Regions from separate parts of the Homo sapiens genome. Here all the other regions are linked to region 3. Evidence: chromatin contacts called from ENCODE Hi-C or POLR2A ChIA-PET data. All regions are on one chromosome and are shown on one strand. The core of a region is the stretch at or near the end of the contact, and the rest is flanking DNA. Distances in the headings are between cores, read along the strand shown.

The links. Hi-C counts contacts between places; a loop is a spot of excess contacts on that map. ChIA-PET counts read pairs that join two places held with the same protein, here RNA polymerase II (POLR2A). Pooled maps may share reads with other maps.
Region 1: a pooled map shows a loop between it and region 3 (2.7-fold over the local background). The contact joins the promoter of DNAH1 here to the promoter of ACY1 in region 3. A Hi-C loop is called at or near these places in 5 of 50 pooled maps. POLR2A ChIA-PET finds 5 or more read pairs at or near these places in 3 of 52 experiments (HepG2, OCI-LY7 and activated CD4-positive, alpha-beta T cell).
Region 2: a pooled map shows a loop between it and region 3 (2.4-fold over the local background). The contact joins the promoter of SEMA3G here to the promoter of ACY1 in region 3. A Hi-C loop is called at or near these places in 1 of 168 maps with a recorded cell type or tissue (CD8-positive, alpha-beta T cell), 3 of 37 single-sample maps with no recorded cell type and 7 of 50 pooled maps. POLR2A ChIA-PET finds 5 or more read pairs at or near these places in 4 of 52 experiments (Caco-2, activated B cell, activated T-cell and 1 more).

What each region holds. Positions count from the first base shown.
Region 1 is chr3:52,314,634-52,317,895 of GRCh38, reverse strand. DNAH1 (dynein axonemal heavy chain 1) reads right to left here and starts at 1,577. Exons shown (of 78, transcript NM_015512.5): 1 at 1,351-1,577. RefSeq lists a silencer at 1-186 and an enhancer at 125-1,063.
Region 2 is chr3:52,443,480-52,446,488 of GRCh38, reverse strand. It overlaps SEMA3G (semaphorin 3G), which reads left to right and starts at 1,386. Exons shown (of 16, transcript NM_020163.3): 1 at 1,386-1,576. The coding sequence starts at 1,462. RefSeq lists enhancers at 536-1,412, 1,413-2,289.
Region 3 is chr3:51,981,716-51,984,788 of GRCh38, reverse strand. It overlaps ACY1 (aminoacylase 1), which reads right to left and starts at 1,254. Exons shown (of 15, transcript NM_000666.3): 1 at 1,200-1,254; 2 at 631-742. The coding sequence starts at 724. ABHD14A-ACY1 (ABHD14A-ACY1 readthrough) reads right to left here. Exons shown (of 17, transcript NM_001316331.2): 4 at 631-742. RefSeq lists a silencer at 1,220-1,669.

The DNA of each region.
Region 1 (3,262 bases), core at 328-2,827, 330 kb before region 3:
CCGAGCAGTGCGGGGATGCATCAGCCCCGTCTCTAGGGAGGGACGCTAGGCCGTTGCTAAGGGGCGGGGCCATCCGGCACCGCAGGGCGGGAGCTTCCGTCCGCGAACCTCCCCAGCCTGAACCCTTACCTACCCACCAACTCCAGGTCTCGGTTACTTCCGCCCAGGACAGTGGGACTGGGATGTTCCAGCATATGCCCCGATCGGCAGGATTAGGGCCGACCAGGGAGCGTCACTCTTCTAGGCTCCATTACCCACCCATCTTCCCTCCTGTGCCCTTTTAGAGTAAGCAGCGAAACAGCTAAATGCAGCGTGAGAACTTTGATTAAATCCTGATTTAAATACATATACATATGTAAATAATTTGGGGAGGAATAATTGAAGAAATTTACGAACTGGAAGTTGGCATTTAAGCCACAGCTGCGGGACAGCTGGTCAGGGCACTGAGGAAAAGGTGGGTTCTGGTTCTCCTGGGGCTTGGCTCACAAAGCCACACCCACCCATTGCACGGTGACTCCACTCAGGCCGCCGCTTCCGCTGGGCAGCGGATGCGCCCGACACCCCTCGGCTCGGGCGCCCACCCTCTGATGCCCCTCATCTGCTCTCAGCACCTGGCATGGGTTCAGGTTTTGATCTTCCTGCCCTATTCTGAATATTGAATTATTGTTAATTTTCTTAGATGTGATAATGCTACTGTGGTTGTATCAGACTGTCCTTAGTTGACGTGGCCTGAAGTGTTTGAAGAAACACGTCAGAATGTCCGCTACAATTTCCTTTCAAATGGTTCAGCAAAAATTATACATATAGGTAAGCATAGCTAGATAAAAAGACAAAGAGGAGATAAAGCAAAAGTGCTGCAATATAACAATTAGGGAATCTGAAGGTCACAGATGTCCATGTACTAGTCTTCCAATTTTTTCTGTAAGGGAAAGAAGTGGTTTACAAACCAAAAGAACCAAAAGAAAAACATCACCCCATCTGTACCTGAGAACCCCTGCCCACAGCCTTCTCAAAACTGGCCCCATTTCACAGATGGGGAAACAGACTTGCTGAGACGGTTAGTACTAGGGGAGGTCATAGGCCCTGATGTTGAATTTTACTTGGCATTTTAGTCGTGCTGGCTTGGTGCCAGGCCTGTTGCTGGGCACTAAGTGTCTGGAACTGAACTGGACCCTATCCCCACCATAAAGTGTATTGAGTGGGAAAGATGGAGAGGCCAGGCCATGAGGAACCTAGAGGCAGGGTGTAATCTATGCCTGGAGACAGTGGTTCAGCCCTTGCACAGGCTTCTGCTTCCTCTGTCTAGAACCTGTCTCCATCCACTCCTGCATCTGGCGGACTCCTACTCACCCTTCAAGACCTGATGGTGGTGCAACCTTTCCTGAATCCAAACTGTGGTTTTATTTTTCTTGTTGGCATTCACACAGGTACTCAGTGATCACTGCAGAAGGAAGAAAGGACTGTGAGGGGAACTGGAGGCAAGGTGTCCACAGCTCTTAGAAGGGACAAGGACTCCATAGCCCTGTTTAGGGCAGTCTGGCTGCTCAATGGGTCTGCGTATAGGTTGGGTACCCCCCTTGGCCTGTAGAGAGGCACCTGCTTCCCTGCTTTTGCCTGGCACTTCCCACACTAGGTACAGCTGTCCAAAAAGCTGCAGCATCTATCCGGGTTGCCATGGCAACATCAGCCTATGGTGGGATGTCAGGGATGAGAGGGGCAGAATGCTAATCCTGGAAAGTTGCCAAGCAACACAGTGGGCTGGTGACATCACAGGGGCTGTGGCTGCTGGACAGATGGACAGGCCACAGCTGAAAGGGTCCACTCTCAGGAGGCCCAGCTCACAGAACCACTCACTGCTTACCATGTGATGGTCACTGCTGTTTCTCCCAACTGGAGAATGGACTTGAGGGGTGGGGGTCGGGGGTGCTGCTTTTACCAGCAGCCCTGCCAGCTCCACTTCGCCCCTCTTCAAGGGCGGGCTGTGGATATGACTGCCTCCCTCCTCCCTGGAAGGACACCGTGAGTCAGTCCCTGTTCTCCTGGGTCTCAGGGGCTACCCTCTAATGTGCTGTCTTCTCCCATGGCTGCGCAAGGGTTCAGGCTTTGGTCTTCCTGCCCTGTCCTGAAGGCCACCATACTTACCTTGCTCCCTGGGAAAGGAGCAGGGGGCTGAGCCATGACCCACTGGACTCCTGCCCCTCTTGTGATGGGAGGGCCATCTTTTGCCCTGAATAAGCTGGAAGAGAGGTCAGCCTTACCCTTGTTGAAATGGGAGGACTAGGTTTCTACAAGAGTTGGGGAGTCACTGCCCATCTCTTACTCAGATCCCCCTTGCTGAGGACTCTGGTGGCCTGGAAGCTGGGGGATTGGGGCAGATGGGCTGCTTAGGATGCCCTGGCCCAGGGCCATGCCTTTCCAGCATGGAGTCTGAGGTCATGGCAAGTCTGCACACCCCCTCCCCTGTGTCTCCTTGCTGGCTGAGATGGGAGCAATGCTTCACTGGCTGCAGAGATGAAAGCCCCTTGTGAATGGGCAGCAGAATGGGCCCTTCATGTGGCTGGCCAGCCAGAACGGAAGGTGACAGGCATCCAGACTGAGTGGCTGAGCTACCCGCTCCCCACCTGTCCCCAGCCTCCCTCTTGGGCCCCCAGGATCTTCCTCTGATTTTCTAGGCCTGGAGCTCTGAGCTATGCCACAAGAAAGTGAGTTGCAGGCATCGGGGGCGGGGGGTGTCAGAGAAGGGAATGGGTGAGGTCTACGATTCACTGCCTCCCCAGGCCTCCCCGACATAAGCCTCCCTGCCATTGCTCAGCTGCCCTCAGCAGTTCTGACCAGCATAATCATTTCTTTGATGAATAAAAATGGAGAAAATTTAATTCTCCTTTGATCCACATGATCACCTTGACAGACAAGACCTTGAAAGCCCAGAGCTCAAGCAAGGAGTAGAACAGAGTTTCTCCGGGGCTGGTGGACTGAAGACCACTGGCCCATGAACAGACAATCTTCATCCATCACAGCCCCCACCTAATCCCCTGCCCACCTTTACTCCTGTGCAGCCTCCCTGCCGGAGCCTCTTCCCTCTTTGTTTTTCTATGATCTTCCATGCCATCTTGGGCTACTTCTCAGGACACACTCCCTGAGTGCCTTGGCCAACAGAACACACACTCTCCTCAGGGCCCCAGAGGACCATGGTCAGTACCACTTGGTAGATGACTCACTCCCTACCATGTGATGGTCACTGCTGTTTCTCCCAACTGGAGGG
Region 2 (3,009 bases), core at 137-2,636, 460 kb before region 3:
AGAAGGCATGTGTGAGTGAAGGGAGCTGGGGACAGGGAGGCAGAGTTGTAGGTCTCTGAGACCTGTCATGCTGACCCAAGAAGCCAACCTGTTTCCATTTCAGGATTGAGGTAGGGGAGGAGGGTGGGGTCCCCATACTCCCAACAACGCCCAGAAGCAAAGGAGGGTCCCAGGAAGGGGCAGAGCTGAGCTGGACCCATTCTCAGCCTGCTCTGTGGCCTGGGCCAGGTCCTTCCCTCTCTGAGTGCCCCGCAAGTTCCCTGACCACCATCAGAGGGCCCAGGCCGGTCCATGTGGGAGGCCCAACCTGCAGGAGCTGTTAGAATCCTGGGAACTCAAACTCCAGCTCAAAATTAAAATCTCTTTAGTGCCCAGGGCCTCAGGTTCTGAGTGTAGGGTTCTGGGGTGGGGTGAGGTGGCGACTGTTCTGGGGCAGGGAGCATGGGGAGGTCCCGTCACTCACCCCAGATTCAGGCCCTCAGTCCCATTTCCCCTTTGGCCCTCTTCTGTGGCTTTCTGTGCCCCCCGCCACCCAGTCAGTATTCAGGGTGGGGGAAGTGACCTCTAAGAGATCATAGGTGTCTGTAGGGCCTATGGGGCATGGGGTCCCTGGGAAGAACCATCACTGACCTGGGGAAGCTCTGGACCCTGAGTCTCTGGAAGGACTGGAGGCCTGAGGGAGGCAGGGCAAGGGGAGGTTCCCTCGGCATGGAGTCCCCTGATGCCCCTGTCCCCTACCCCAAAGCAAGCCTGGTGAGCTGAGATGGGGCATGTAGATGTGGGGAGAGGCTGGGGTGCCTGGAAGCCAGATGGGGACAGGCCTGGGTGGAAGAGGCTGGGCAGTCATCTCTTGCTGGCTCTATGAAGTGTTGCCGGACCTCAAACACCTGTCTAGGACATGGCGCCCCTTGGGCTGGGAATGGCCCTCCACCCTTACCCAGGGGAGCTGGAGAGTCTGGCCAAAGCTTCAGGGGGCTGGAATATCCTGGAATTGGGGCAGGGCCAGTTTGGAAGGTCTCTGCTGTGGGCAGTGGAGGGGCAGAGAACAAGGCAGAGCCCAGCTAGGCCCCTACCCAGCCCATCAACTTTAACCTCTGATCCCTGACCTCCCTTCCAGGCTCTCTCCCCACTTGTCACTTTGCTGGAGCCTGGGGACCTGCATTTGTGGACATCTCTGTACACATGGCCTGTGCCCTAGCTGGGAAGGTCTTCCCAATGGGGAGCTGGCCAGTGTGGCACAAAAGCCTGCACTGGGCCAACAAGGTGGAAGGAGAAGCGGCAGGTGGACGGCAAGGCCCCAGCCTCCTTCTCTCCTCCGCCCCTCTTCCCGCCCAGGACTGGGTGGAGCCACTGCCTTATAAGTGGTGGCCTGGTGGCAGCAGAGCAAACTACAACCGGCGGCCAGCGGGACCAGAGGGCGGCTCTGCAGGCAGGCGGCAGCGGTGCCCTCAGTTCCCCAGCATGGCCCCCTCGGCCTGGGCCATTTGCTGGCTGCTAGGGGGCCTCCTGCTCCATGGGGGTAGCTCTGGCCCCAGCCCCGGCCCCAGTGTGCCCCGCCTGCGGCTCTCCTACCGAGGTACCAGCCCCTGCGTGCCCTGTTTGTGTGCATGTGCCCTGTTTGTGTGTGTGCGCTCTGTTTGGGTGCATGTGCCGTGTTTGTGTGCATGTGCCCTGTTTGGGTGCGTGTGCCGTGTTTGTGTGCATGTGCAGTGTTTGTGTGCGTGTGCCGAGTTTGTGTGCGTGTGCCGAGTTTGCGTGTGCCGTGTTTGTGTGCGTGTGCCGAGTTTGTGTGCGTGTGCCGAGTTTGCGTGTGCCGTGTTTGTGTGCGTGTGCCCTGTTTGTGTGCGTGTGCCCTGTTTGGGTGCATGTGCCGTGTTTGTGTGCGTGTGCCCTGTTTGGGTGCGTGTGCAGTGTTTGTGTGCGTGTGCCGAGTTTGTGTGCGTGTGCCCTGTTTGGGTGCGTGTGCCGAGTTTGTGTGCGTGTGCCATGTTTGTGTGCGTGTGCCCTGTTTGGGTGCGTGTGCCCTGTTTGTGTGCGTGTGCCCTGTTTGGGTGGCTTGGGCTCTTGGGTGCCTGGTCAGCTGTAGGGGAGGGAGCCTCTCCCTGCACAGCTCTCGGGGAGTGGGAGGGAGGCAGGTCCTGGGAGACAGGACCAGGGTGGCGGTGGGAGGCACCTGAGGGGGAGTGCTGAGAAAGGGACAGATGGAGACCCTGAGAGAGCTCAATAAAGATGGGGAGGAGACAGAGGAAGGGACCAGGCAGGGGAGAGTGACAGAGAGGGTGGGGCTGAAGGGTCTGTCTGGGCTCAACTGGCACTTTTTGCCCAGGGTGGCCAACGGGAGAGCAGGCAGCATGCTATCCCTTGGTCCTGGGGCCACAGAGAAGGGGAGGACCCCCCTTGCAGCCCACTTCCCAGAGTGGGCTTGTTCATGTGCTCCTGCACCCAAGAAGCGCCCCAGCCCAGGGGGAGTTTCACCTCCCCTTTTTGCACATCCCAGCCTGGGGGTTCCTGTGTTCTACCCTAGACATGTGAGCCGGCTCAGGCCTCCACGGATGGGCCCAGGGAAGGCCCGAGACAGGCTCTTGGCAGATCCTTCCTGAGGAAACCAGAGGGGTGACCACCTTCCCCTGGGAAGCCCAGTCTGCTGGGGGAGATGGCGCTCGTCCCTGGAGAGGCTGAGGGGAATGTGGTCTTGTTCCGGGAGCTGTGGTTTTGCGGGGAGGTCAGACTGCTAGAAAAAGCCCCAAATAGGGAAAGTTCCCCAAGGTACTGTCATCCATGGAGGGCTTCCCGGAAGAGACCGTTGATGAGTTTTGGGGGTGGAATGGGTGTTGGGTAGAGGTGCTTCCGTAGGGAAGGCATAGGACACTCTGGGCCTTCCCAAAGGTGGCCAGCACCCTCTTCCTGCCACATCCTACTGCCCCCATTACCTCCACCTCCCTAGCCAAGCCCGGAGGACCTACCTCAGGATCCTCAACTCCTGGGACCGATGTCCCCAGACAGCTCCCC
Region 3 (3,073 bases), core at 5-2,504:
GGCAGGAGTGAAGTGGTGCGATCTCGGCTCACTGCAGCCTCAACCTCCCAGGCTCAAGCGATCCTCCCACCTCAACCTCTGGAGTAGCTGGGACTACAGGTGTGCCACCATTCCTGACTAATTTTTGTATTTTTTCTGTAGAGACAGAGTCTTGCCATGTTGCTCAAGCTAGTCTTGAACTCCTGGGCCCAAGCAATCTGCCAGCCTCAACCTCCTGAAGTGCTGGGATAACAGGCAGGAGCCACCTCCCAGGCCCTAGCCACCAAGCTTGACTCCCTAAGGGCTGTGGCCTTTGTCCAGCCCCAGTGGGCTTCTGGAGGGCCTCTCCTTTCCCTGTGGCTGCCTCAGGCTTCCCCCACCACTCCTGCCCTGGAGAGTGAGGTGAAGTTTTTCTTTAACCAGCTGCCAGGAGTAACCTTGGTCAGCAGCAGAGTCTCTGGGGAAAGGGTTCCTCCCTAACCTGGAGGGGCTGCCTCAGTCTATTTACTTGGGGAATGGCTGGAGGGGTTGGGGAGCCATTTGGGACAGCAGAGTGGGGCTCAGCTGGGTGACAGGGGTTGGAGGCTGGTTTAGAGCACAGTCCCCGTCCCTTAGGCCCCGTCACAGGCTCTGGAACCACCGTCTTCTCACCATAGTCAGGCTTGGGCTGGACAGTGCGGATACGCAGGTACTGGCGGAAGAGCGTCACCGATGGGTGCTCCTCCTCGGGACCCTTGCTGGTCATGGCGCTGCGCGTGGTGAGCTGGGGGCAAAGTGAATGGCTAACTACCCCTCCAAGACCCTGGAAATGGTGAGCTCCTGCACACAGCCTGTCCCCACGGCGGCTCCCGGACTTCCCACAGGGGTAGGATACCGTGTTTCGGAGCCCCCATTAAGGAGCACCCATTCTGTTTCAGGCGCTGGGCTGTCTGCTTCCAGCACATTTCCTTATTTAATCCCCAAAAGAGCCCCATGAAGTTTGTGCTCAGAATGCCCACTTTACAGAGGAGAAAGCTGAGAGGCTCAGAGAGGTTCAAGGACAGCTCATAGAGTAGCTGAGCAAGGTTTGAACCCAGACTTGTACTCCCCCCGCCCTCCTAAAAAAAAAAAAAGGCAAAAACAAAAACAAAAAACAAACAAGAAAAACCCCAACGCCTCCCAGTTGCCCGGCTTTCAAGCCACGGAGCCCCAGTCCCTCTATCCCTCCCCAGGGCCCCCACCTCACTCTCCTGTCGCTGGGCTCACGCTCGCCTCTCAGCGCCCTTCCCTGACTGTGGCCTGGACTTAGGGTCCAGCGAGGTCGCCTGCGAGGTCGCAGGCTCAGGACCGCCCCGGTCCGCCCACCACGTGGCCGAGGCCGGATGTCGGGGCGGAGACCGAAGACCGTCAGTGAGGGCCGTCCCGGCGCCAGCGGCCGCGTCGGCGCGGATGTCCCCGCCCGCCTCTGGTTCGGGCCTCAGCGAGATTACTGGAGGATTAGATCCGGATCCCGTCCCCGGGCAGCGGCCGCCGCGGCCAGCGCCGCCCCGCGAGTTGCGAGCTCCGGGCTGGCCCTGCTCTGACAGGCTCGCCCCGCCCCACACGACACGCCTGCCACTCCTGCCCCCAGGTATGCGCCGGGAGCTCAGGACGGTCCCGTCCCCTAAGGGCGCCTCCTCCTTCAGCCCCCGGATAGGGCGGGAGGAAAGGGGGCCGCCCCGAGGCTCTCAAGATGCAGAGCTGCAAAGCCCTGGGCCTGCGCCCTCGCCCTCCTCGGCAAGTCTCCAACGGCTCCCCACTGCAGGCCTCAGCCCCTCGGGGAGGTCCTCCCTGACGCCTCAGCTCCACTTGTACTGAAGTTATTGGCCAATGTCTGTCTGCCCACACTGAACTCCAGGAGGCTGTGAGCTCCACTTCCTGCAAGGTTCTGCCCGGGGCCGTGCCGAGCCCGGACAGTGCCTAGAATGGGAATGAATGCATGGACAAGAGCACGTGTGACGGTTTAAGCGTGCCACTGCGTGTGCAGTCTATCAGTGGATATGATTGTGTATGTGACAGTGTGAGATGGTGGGTGGGTGTGATGAAGTCACTGTGAATGGATGTAATTGTGACCCTGGATGGACAGTGTGAGGAAACTGGCTCTTCTGCAGCCACCAGAGGGGGAGGCTAAACAGGCACAGGTGTACCACTGGCCCCCTGCAGGCCACAGCTGCAGTTGCCCACTTGTGCCCCAGCTGCCCTTTGTACTCCCAGCCAGGTCTGCCCTCTGCTCCAGGGGCTGAGTCAGCTTGGGGAAGGGTGAGGGACAAAGACTTCAATCTCTAGGCCAAGGAGGCACGCTGTGGGAAGGGTTCTGTCCCACCTTTCCTGAGGTTTAAGTCTTGGCTGCTCACACATAACATGGGGGCAAATGGACTTTAACTCATAACAATGCTGGATAATTCTTTATTTAGTTATTTTTTTGATACAGAGTCTCACTCTGTCATGCGGGCAAATAGATTTTAACTCACAACAATGCTGGCTAATTATTTACCTATTTATTCATGCGGGCAAATAGACTTTAACTCATAACAATGCTGGCTAATTATTTAGCTATTTATTTTTTTGAGATGGAGTCTCACTCTGCTGCCCAGGCTGGAGTGCAGTGGCTCCTTCTCGGCTCGCTGAAAACTCCGCCTCCTGGGTTCAAGTGATTCTCCTGCCTCAGCCTCCAGAGTAGCTGGGATTACAGGTGCGTGCCACCACGCTGGGCTAATTTTTGTATTTTTAGTAGAGACAGGGTTTGTCATGTTGGCCAGGGTGGTCTTGAACTCCTGACCTCAGGTGATCCACCCGCCTTGGCCTCCCAAGGTGCTGGGATTACAGATGTGAGCCACAGTGCCCAGCTAATGCTGGTTTTTTTTTTTTTTTTTTTTTTTTTTTTTTTTTTTTTTTTTGAGACGGAGTCTCACTCGCTTTGTCACCCAGGGTGGAGTGCAGTGGTGTGATCTCGGTCTTGGCTCACTGCAAGCTCCGCCTCCCGGGTTCACACCATTCTCCTGCCTCAGCCTACTGAGTAGCTGGGACTAAAGTCACCCGCCACCACGCTCGGCTAATTTTTTGTATTTTTAGTAGA